Regions from separate parts of the Homo sapiens genome. Here region 1 is linked to region 2. A link is an interaction called in ENCODE POLR2A ChIA-PET data of the cell type or tissue named here. Cell type or tissue: Panc1. All regions are shown on one strand. Each heading gives the region's core, and the rest is flanking DNA. Links, peaks and the distances in the headings are about the cores only. Region 1 overlaps RPA2 (replication protein A2). Region 2 overlaps XKR8 (XK related 8).

Region 1 (5,375 bases), core at 191-5,190, 67 kb before region 2:
CACCATTCTCCTGCCTCAGCCTCCCTAGTAGCTGGGACTACAGGCGCCCGCCACCACGCCCGGCTAATTTTTTGTATTTTTAGTAGAGACAAGGTTTCACCCTGTTAACCAGGATGGTCTCGATCTCCTGACCTCGTGATCCGCCCGCCTCGGCCTCCCAAAGTGCTGGGATTACAGGCGTGAGCCACGGTGCCCGGCTTTTGTATTTTTAATAGACAGGGTTTTGCCACATTGACCAGGCTAGTCTTGAACTCCTGACTTCAGGTGATCCACCCGCCTCCGCCTCCCAAAGTGTTGGGATTACAGGCGTCAGCCACCGAACCCAGCTGAGATTTATTTATTTGGTTTTTTGATAAGGTCTCGTTTTATCATCCAGGACGGATTACAATGGTGGGATCTCGGCTCACTGCAGCCTGTGCCTCCCGGGTTCAAGTGATTCTCCTGCCTCAGCCTCCTGAGTAGCTGGGATTACAGGCATGCACCACTGTGCCCGGCTAGTTTTTGCATTTTTAGTAGAGACGGGGTTTTACCTTATTGGCCAGGCTGGTGTCAAACTCCTGGCCTCAAGTGATCCACCTGCCTCAGTCTCCCAAAGTGCTGAGATTACACGCATGAGCCACCGCACCTGGCCAACAGCTCTTTTTTAATCTGAAGTATATATTGGGTGGCTGCTTAAGATTTTTTTTTTTTTTTTGAGATAAGGTCTCGCTCTGTCACCCAGGCTGGAGTGCAATGGCACAATCTGGGCTCACTGCTACCTCCACCTTCAGTGGGGCAAGTAACAGCAGATGTGGTGGAAATAGCAGGAGAACTGGAATTAGAAATGGAGCTTAAAGATATAACTGAATTGCTGTAACTTTATGGTAAAACTTGAGTGGATGAGGAGTTGCTTCCTTTTTTTTGAGACTGAGCCTCACTCTGTTACCCAGGCTGGAGGGCAGTGGCACAATTTTGGCTCACTGCAACCTCCATCTCTCAGGTTCAAGTGATTCTCCTGCCTCACCCTCCCGAGTAGCCAGGATTACAGGCATGTACCACCATGCCCAGCTAAATTTTTTATTTTTAGTAGAGACGAGGTTTCACCATGCTGGCCAGGGTGGTCTCAAACTCCTGACCTCAAATGATCTATCTGGCCGCCTGGGCCTCTCAAAGGAGTTGCTTCTCATGGATGAGCAAATAAACTGGTTTCTTGAGATGGAATCTCCTCCTAGTGAAGATGCTGTGAACATTGTTAAAACGACAATAAAGGATTTAGACTACTCCATAAGTTTAGTTGAGAAAGCAGTAGCAGGGTTTGAGATTGAATCCAATTTTGAAAGAAGTTATACTGTAAGTAAAATGCTATCAAACAGCATGATATAATATCGAGAAATTTTATGTGAAAAGGAGACTCAGTTACTCAGGCAAACTTTGTTGTCTTATTTCAAGAAATTGCCACAGCCAGCTCAACCTTCAGCCAACTACCACCCTCCTCAGTCAGCAGCCATCAACAGTGAGGCAAGAATGTCCACTAGCAAAAACATTATGAATTGCTGAGGGTTCGGATAACTGATTATTACAATTTGTTAGCCATAAAGTTTTTTTTTTTCTTCTTTTTTTGAGAGACAGTTTCGCTCCTGTTGCCCAGGCTGGAGTGCAATGGCGCGATCTCAGCTCACTGCAACCTCCACCTCCTGGGTTCAAGCGATTCTCCTGCCTCAGCCTCCCAAGTAGCTGGCATTACAGGTGCCCACAACCACACCTGGCTAATTTTTGTATTTTTAGTAGACAGGGCTTCACCACATTGGCCAGGCTGGTCTTGAACTCCTGACCTCAGGTGACCCTCCCGCCTCGGCCTCCCAAAGTGCTGGGATTATAGACGTGAGCCACCGCGCCCAGCCACCATAAAGTATTTTTTAACTAAAACAAACAAACAAAAAAAACAAACTTTGGGACTAGTAGAAGCTTCCGAAAGGTAAACTAGAAAAAACTGCACAATTTATTTTTCAAAATTATTTCTTTTTGAGATAGGGTCTTCCCATGCTGCCCAGGCTGGTCTTGAAATTCTGGCCTCAAGTGATCTTCCTGCCTAAGTCTCCTGAAGTGCTAAAGTTACAGGTGTGAGCCACTGTGCCTGGCCTCATTATAAGAGGTCACTATAATCATTTTCAAGTTCTTGCAAACAAAAACACTGTTAGGGGAAGGGGAATCAAAGAGAAAATTTACAAAAACCCCACAAATTGACATTAAACATAGTAAAAAAAAAAATACATATATATGGCTAAAACCAAAGAAATACACATAAAAAAATGACAAAATTTTCACTGAAAAGACTATTTTTTTCTGAGATGGAATATTGCTCTGATGCCCAGGCTAGAGGGCAGTGACGCAATCTTGACTCACTGCAACCTCCATCTCCCAGGCTCAAGCAATTCTCCTGCCTCAGCCTCCCGAATAGCTGGGACTACAGGCACGTGCTACCATGCCCTGCTAATTTTTTAATTTTTTTTATTATTTTTACGTATACTTTTTTTTTTTTTTGAGACAGTCTTGCTCTGTTGCCCAGGCTGGAGTGCACTGGTGTGAAGATCTCCGCTTACTGTAACCTCTGCCTCCTGGGTTCAAGCGAGTCTTGTGCCTCAGCCTCCCGAGTAGCTGGGACTACAGGCGTGCACCACCATGCCAGACTAATTTTTTTATTTTTAGTAGAGACTGGGTTATACCATGTTGGCCAGGCTGGTCTCAAACTCCTGACCTCAGGTGATCCACTCATCTTGGCCTCCCCAAAGTCCTGGGATTACAGGCATGAGCCACCGCACCTAGTCAAAAAGACTATTTTTTAAAACAACTATCACACTGGCAAAAATTTAAGACAAAAACCCATTGTTATAAAGGGTATGGAGGATAGGCACAGAGGCTCACACCTGTAATCCCAGCACTTTGGGAGGCTGAGGTGGGAGGATTGCTTAAACCCAGGAGTTTGAGACCAGCCTATTTCTTAAAAAAAAAAATGTTAAGGGTATGGAAACTAACTGGGCACTCTCATGCATGACTGAAGCGTAAACTGGTACCTTTAGAGAAGACAGTACAAAAATGCAAAAACTAAGATGTTAAAAAAATGTCAAATGTGTATTTCCCCCCAGAAAACCTACTTTTAGGAATACATCTTATGATTATTTTATTTTTTTGAGATGGAGTTTTGCTCTTGTTGCCCAGGCTGAATGCAATGGCACGATCTTGGCTCACTGCAGTCTCTGCCTCCCAGCTTCAACTGATTCTCCTGACTCAGCCTCCCGAGTAGCTGGTATTATAGGTGTGTGCCACCACGCCCAGCTAATTTTGTATTTTTAGTAGAGATGGGGTTTCACCATGTTGGCGGTGCCGGTCTTGAACTCCTGACATCAGGTGATCCACCTGCCTTGGCCTCCCAAAGTGCTGGAATTACAGGCGTGAGCCACGACGCCTGGCCTTACGATTATTTTATAATCATGAAGAAATGTATGCAAAGATACTCACTGGAGCATTGTATATAATAGCAAACGACTGAAAAGAAGTTAAATGTTGTTCCCTGACTGGGTCCACTGTTAAGTAAGGGATGATGTATTCTTATAATGGAATCGGTGGTCATTTAAAATGATAGATGTAAATCTTTACAGATAACATTAAAAAATCAGTTCTTGGCTGGGCCATGGTGGCTCAAGCCTGTAATCCCAGCACTTTGGGAGGCTGAGGCAGGATCACCTGAGGTCAAAAGTTCGAGACCAGCCTGGCCAACATGTTGAAACCCCGTCTCTACTAAAAATACAAAAATCAGTTGGGTGTGGTGGTGCACGCCTATAGTCCCAACTACTCGAGAGGCTGAGGCAGGAGAATCGCTTGAACCCGAGAAGCAGAGGTTGCAGCGAGCCAAGATTGCACCAATGCACTCCAGCCCGGATAACACGAGTGAAGCTCAGTCTCAAAAAAAAAAAAAAAAATCAGCTCCTCACCAGGCACGGTGGCATCAGCCTATAGTTCCAGCTACTTGGGAGGTTAAGGCCAAAGGATCACTTGAGCCCAGGTTTGAGGCCAGCCTAGGCAGCAAGCCAAGACCCTGTCTCTATTTAAAAAAAAAAAAAAAAAAAAAAAAGGCCAATGGCTCATGCCTATAATCCCAGCACTTTGGGAGGCCAAGGCAGGTGGATCACCTGAGGTTGGGAGTTCGAGACCACCCTGACCAATACAGAGAAACCCTGTCTCTAATAAAAATACAAAATTAACCAGGTGTGGTGGCACATGCCTGTAATCCCAGCTACTCTGGAGGCTGAGGCAGGAGAATTGCTTGAACCTGGGAGGCGGAGGTTGTGGTGAGCTGGAGATCGCGCCATTGCACTCCAGCCTGGGCAACAAGAGCACAGCTCCATCTCAAAAAAAAAAAAAAAAATCAGTTCCACAACATAATTTTGAGTGAAAAGAGCAAATTACTTAGCAGTTGCATAGCATATTATCCCTTCTACAGTAAAAGAGGTATGTGGACACCTGTATGTACATATATGCAGAGACAGATGTCTGAAAGGGTATTTTCCAAAATGTGTCGTAATAGTAGTTCTTTAAGAGACATGAGATGTCAGGTGATTTTTTAAATGGTTTATAAGCAAGCATAGTGCATTTTATATGAACAAGTAGTATTAGGTATCCATAGTATCTACCTCCCTGCTTGATGGCAGGGACTGTGTCTACCTCATTCTTTTTATACCTGGAACCAAGCACAGTCTAGTTCAGAATTGGTACTCCAACAATAACTGCTGAATGAATTATCCTTTATTTTTCTGAGAAGGAAAAAATTTAAAAATTACATAACTACCAAGTTATTTCTCTATAGATAACTTGTGGTTTTTGAAGGAGAACCGCATTTTTTTTTTTGAGTCAGTCTTGCTCTGTTGCCCAGAGCAACAGAGCAGTGCGCAATCTGCTGGAGTGCAGTGGCGCAATCTTGGCTCACTGCAACCTCTGTCTCCTAGGTTCAATCAATTTTTCTGTCTCAGCTTCTGGGTAGCTGGGATTACAGGCACCCAGCTCATTTTTGTATCATTAGTAGAGATGGAGTTTCATCACGTTGGCCAGGCTGGTTTCAAACTTCTGACTTCAGGTGACCCGCCAGCATTGGCCTCCCAAAGTGCTGGGATTACGGGCGTGAGTCACCATGCCCAGCCTAAAACAGTCTTTATTATCCAAATTTTCTGTAATGAATGTATTTCAAAAACAAAATACAAAACACCAAGAGGCCTTCTGCACAATTGAAAAATAAAAGGATAAAAAGTATATACTGTATTTCAGTCTATTTTATCCATGTTTATAAAGACACTTATATATATGCTGCTTTGTAAAAATTGGGTCAAATCCTGCATACCACATTG
Region 2 (5,375 bases), core at 215-5,214:
TACCACCGGGCCTTGCGCACCTGCCTCCCCTCCAAGCCGCTCCTGGGCCTGGGCTCCTCCGTGATCTACTTCCTGTGGAACCTGCTGCTGCTGTGGCCCCGAGTCCTGGCTGTGGCCCTGTTCTCAGCCCTCTTCCCCAGCTATGTGGCCCTGCACTTCCTGGGCCTGTGGCTGGTACTGCTGCTCTGGGTCTGGCTTCAGGGCACAGACTTCATGCCGGACCCCAGCTCCGAGTGGCTGTACCGGGTGACGGTGGCCACCATCCTCTATTTCTCCTGGTTCAACGTGGCTGAGGGCCGCACCCGAGGCCGGGCCATCATCCACTTCGCCTTCCTCCTGAGTGACAGCATTCTCCTGGTGGCCACCTGGGTGACTCATAGCTCCTGGCTGCCCAGCGGGATTCCACTGCAGCTGTGGCTGCCTGTGGGATGCGGCTGCTTCTTTCTGGGCCTGGCTCTGCGGCTTGTGTACTACCACTGGCTGCACCCTAGCTGCTGCTGGAAGCCCGACCCTGACCAGGTAGACGGGGCCCGGAGTCTGCTTTCTCCAGAGGGGTATCAGCTGCCTCAGAACAGGCGCATGACCCATTTAGCACAGAAGTTTTTCCCCAAGGCTAAGGATGAGGCTGCTTCGCCAGTGAAGGGATAGGTGAACGGCGTCCTTTGAAGCAGGATCAGACCCAGCCAGCAGAGATGGAGAGTGACTCTGTTGGCAGAAGGCAGGCGAGGATAAGCTAACGATGCTGCTGTGGCCTCTATGCACTCAGCAAGAGCGGGACGCCTGTGCTGGGCCGGGCACCAGGGATGGTGCTGAGTCGGGCAGAGGCCTCCTTTCAAGGAGTTCACAGTGAACAAGATGAGAAGGGCTGGGCCCTGGAGGGTCAAGAGCCCCAATTATGTACAAGACACTTTGGGAGGAAAGAAGACTACCTTTTCCCCCTGCCATTGGTATAGCTGGTGCCCCAAAACTTCCACCTCCCTCCCTGGCTACCTCTAAAATGACTGGTATAGGTGCTGCCCCACCCCTTAGCTCCCCTATCCTGGGCTAGGAGGCCACAGGGGCTGTCCTCTAGAATTCTTCCTTCCCTCCCCCACACCATTCATTCAATTCATGAAACAAATCTTTGCCAAGAGCAGTTTATGTGCCAGGAACATCATTCTGTCCTTGCAACCTGGAACAAGACCAGCTACCAGCCTAGCTTCATCCGCTACTTGCACCAACCAGTCCCGGGTTAGATCCCAAATGCTAGAAGCCAGGGATGCCCAACTCTGGGTGGCCCCAGTCAGAACCTCTGGGATCTCAGTGAAGCTGGCCTGGCCTCTGCTCCTGCTCTCAAGGGGCTGCTTTTCAACCAAGAGCCTTGTGAGCCTGGTCTGAGCCTTGCACAGCCACTGAGTATTTTTTTTGCCTTAGCCAGTGTACCTCCTACCTCAGTCTATGTGAGAGGAAGAGAATGTGTGTGCCTGTGGGTCTCTACAAGTGACAGATGTGTTGTTTTCAACAGTATTATTAGGTTATGAATAAAGCCTCATGAAATCCTCCAACCTAGTCTGTGTCATCAAACGAAATCCCCTATGGAGTTCAGAGCCTGAACTGGAAGAGATCAGGGACATAAAATCTACCTCTCAAAATCAGTCAAGGTCCACGAACAGAGAGAGGGCTGGCTTAGGTGGGGTTTCTCAACCTCGTGTTTGAAGTTTCAGGAGCTGGTGAGCCAGCGTGGGGTAGACAGCTCAGCTGGAGATCAGAATCCAGATCTGGGCTGACTTAGTGCATCCTCTTCAACACCAGCTCTGCTGCTGGGCCCAGCAGGAGTGGCCACAGACACATTTAGGGCCAAGAAGTGAATATAGTTGCCTGGTGAAGAAAGGTCTTTTTGCTGGGAGCTCTGAGAGGTTAAGTGATGAGGTGCCTCAGGGGATGTGGATGTGGTGGGTGATGGTGCTGGGGAAGTGGAACCTTTTGCTGTTCTAGGAGGTCCATGGTTTGGAGAAACGGGACAGAAAAGTCAATTGAGATAGAGAAGAAAATGTTCTAGTCACTGCTGTGATGGGATCCAGGATAGTCTCAGCTCTGTTACTATTCTGGTGGAGACACAAAAACCAGGATAAGTAAAACATTTAGTATATCAGATAGTGTTAAGAAGTGCTAAAAGAAAAAGGGAAAGGGATAGGGAGAGAGAGTAAGTATTTGTGTGTTGGGGGTGGGAATTACAACTTTGTATAGAATGGCTGGGGAAGGCCTTCCTGCAAAACCGGTAAGCTGGTTAGCAGTGACTTGGGTGTGGCCTATAAATGTCACGAGAAGGAGCAGAACCTGGAGTCACTGGTAGCTTGAACCACTGTGGTGGAAGGAATGATGCAAACAGAATTCCACCGGATGAATAAGCACTTGTAACCACTCTGTTGGCCTGGAACTAAAGATGACCCAGAGATGAAGGGTGGGGGCAGGGAGAGGATCTGAGATGATGCTGGTGACTTTTACATACAAGCAATGGTTAGAGGCAGAAAGGATCCTGCAGATCATCCTGTCTAGTGATTTTCAGGCTTTTGAATATCATGTACCTATAAAATGGCCAACATGGTTGCAACTTAATTTTAACAAAAAAGGGCATTAAAAACTACCACCATTTGGCTGGGCATGGTGGCCCACGCCTGTAATCCCAGTACTTTGGGAGGCCAAGGCGGGTGGATCACCTGAGGTCGGGAGATCGCGACCAGCCTGACCAACATGGAGAAACCCCATCTCTACTAAAAATACAAAATTAGCCAGGCGTGGTGGCGCATGCCTGTAATCCCAGCTACTTGGGCGGCTGAGGCAGGAGAATTGCTTGAACCCGGGAGGCGGAGGTTGCGGTGAGCCAAGATCGTGCCATTGCACTCCAGCCTGGGCAACAAAAGCAAAACCCCGCCTCAAACAAAACAAAACAAAACAAAACAAAAAACTACCACCATTTATTTTCATCATCTCATAAAAGGATGTACCAATCTTAGAACAAAGACCATTCTTCTAATTGAATACATGTAAACATACACACACACCTGAAATTGCAGGAAGAGATGGAGATGTTTATCTACTCTGTGCTTGAAATCAATGCCTCTAATATTTGTATTTATAACTGAGTAGGGATATAGCAGCTAACGCGTTTGCTTCAACTAATGTGCACCTAATGAGGAAAACATTTAATAACTAGAATAGGCAACTTCCTCTTTTCTGGGGAATTTTTGGAAAAATACATCTTATAGTCTGACATGTATGGTACTTGGAAGCTAGAACCCAATTCTGATTTCCTTCATTGGACTAAAAGGCAGAAAGGCTTTGTGACTGTTTTCCAGACCAGAGGGATACAGCCAGACCCAAATCAGAGAAATGAAATGAGAAAAAGTAGTTGATGTGACAGGAAATCAGGGCAAATCAAATGAGGTTTGGTATCAGTTTGTCAGTTTTATCGCTTTTGTGGTTTAAGTGCAGTGCAGCAAGGTACTGATTTCTCTCCTTAATAAATTTCAGCATATTTGGAAGTGAATGAAATCTTTTCTCACTCCAGTTCTAAACTTTAAAAGCAATATATTTTAGAAACAATACATTCTCCCATACAAATTATTTTAAAATATTTTCCCATGTATATTTATACCAAATGGTTTGTTCTTACTTTTTTGGTGAAATGACCCAGTTACTGAAAGGGTGACATCTTTCTAATGAACTCTTAGAATTTTTATGAAGCCATAATTAGGACCCCACACAGCTGGGCAACTGTGCTGATCCTATTCAGAAAAGACACAGGAGCAAACTATAGAAAATAAAAACTTTATTTTTTTCAAGTTTATAAGATAGTTCCCATTACATATAACATTACGGTCACGGATTCTACAGCCACAAATGCCCGCAGTCACATAAATATATCCAATCCAATCAATGCCTTTTCCTGCTAACAGAGGCATCTGAAGTTCAGAGGGAGAGTCGCATTTTGAGTAGAAGTCGTCCTTAATGGGAGGGCTCCTGTCAGTGCATTAGGAACTAGCCAAGGAGCCTTGCTTGCCAGAGCTGTCTGACTCAGAGGAGAGGAAGGGACAGATGGCCTGCTGACTGGGGCTGAGGCAGAACTAGATTTTCTCTCTTGTGGTTTAAGATATTTTAGAATCTCGGAATTCAGATCCTATAGTGTGAATATCTGGGGAGTTCTAACTTCTGGATGAAAAAGGAAACCAATTTAGTGGTAAGAAATAGAAGCCTGCTTAAGAGGGACCCTAACTGCCTCCTTGAGGAGTAAGGAGTCAGAGGAAGACCCTAAGCTCACCATTCCTTGGCCCAGACCATTGCTCTACCCCATACTCCTCTCCCCTGTGGTTCAGTGACACTGACAACCATTCAAGGTAGTAAACATCTAGAAGCTCCACATGCTGCAGCTAGAGTTTGCAAGTCAGATTCTATTTGGAATTTTAAAGCTGAGTTTGTGTAAACTGCGAACAAGCTGTGGCATCAGTCTCTTGGGACAACTCACTAGCTTTACAGAAGACAGGAACGCCGCAAATCAAACAAAAGCCCAGATGGGCATCTAAATCTGGAGCAGGTGTCCATTCTTCTGGACACTACCAGCTGCCCCAGGGGCACTGGACAGGGTGATGCTAAGGCACAGTCAGTTTTACATTCGAAAGTCAAGCCACCTCCTCAACCCAAGACACACCTCACTCCAGATCTACTACTAGAGAGAGCCCTCACCGTGACATTACAGACCCATCCTGTAGAACCCACAGTGCCTGGCCAGGCATGGTGGCTCATGCCTGTAATCCCAGCACTTTGGGAGGCCAAGGTGAGCAGATCACCTGAGGTCAGGAGTTTGAGAACAGCCTGGTCAACATGGTGAAACCCCATCTCTACTAAAAATACAAAAATTAGCCAGGCGTGGTGGTGGGCGCCTGTAATCTCAGCTAATCAGGAGGCTGAGGTAGGAGAATCGCTTGAACCTGGGAGGCGGAGGTTGCAGTGAGCCGAGATCATGCCACTGTACTCCAGCCTGGGTGACAGAGCGAGACTCCATCTCAACAACAACAACAAAAAAAAAAAAAAAAAAAAAAAGAGAACCCACCATGCCCAGCTAGGGAAGGACTCATCATTTGGCTAATTTCATGAGGACTCTAATGAAGAGGGTCTCCCCCTTGATGAATGGACCCACAGTGTCCTTTGGTCCTCAGCTTCTAACAGCTCTTAATCCTACCCACTTATTTTCCTTTCCAGATTTTTGTGTTGGGGTGGAGAAAAAGGCAGGGTAATTACAGAGAGCACTGTGTTCCCTGGACAATTCATTTTGGCAAACAGCCAAGAAGCTCCTGTTTTCTCTCTTCCATTTAAATGAGGGTGGCAACAACCAGGAATGA

The links. Peaks named below come from ENCODE experiments on the same cell type or tissue, not always from the same donor. Only the 100,000 strongest peaks of a DNase experiment are listed, where the experiment ranks them.
Region 1: POLR2A ChIA-PET joins it to region 2 with 7 read pairs; 17 of 35 experiments call an interaction of 5 or more read pairs at or near these places.

What each region holds. Positions count from the first base shown.
Region 1 is chr1:27,899,781-27,905,155 of GRCh38, forward strand. All of the region lies in intron 4 of RPA2 (replication protein A2), which reads right to left. Among named protein-coding and RNA genes, the nearest start is that of RPA2, 12 kb to the right of the region's middle. In Panc1, for the core only: no CTCF peak of the experiment used is centred there; no DNase peak of the experiment used is centred there.
Region 2 is chr1:27,966,553-27,971,927 of GRCh38, forward strand. XKR8 (XK related 8) reads left to right here. Exons shown (of 3, transcript NM_018053.4): 3 at 1-1,541. The coding sequence ends at 648. It overlaps EYA3 (EYA transcriptional coactivator and phosphatase 3), which reads right to left. Exons shown (of 18, transcript NM_001990.4): 18 at 3,792-5,375. Among named protein-coding and RNA genes, the nearest start is that of XKR8, 9.3 kb to the left of the region's middle. In Panc1, for the core only: no CTCF peak of the experiment used is centred there; a DNase peak (open chromatin) is centred at 2,359.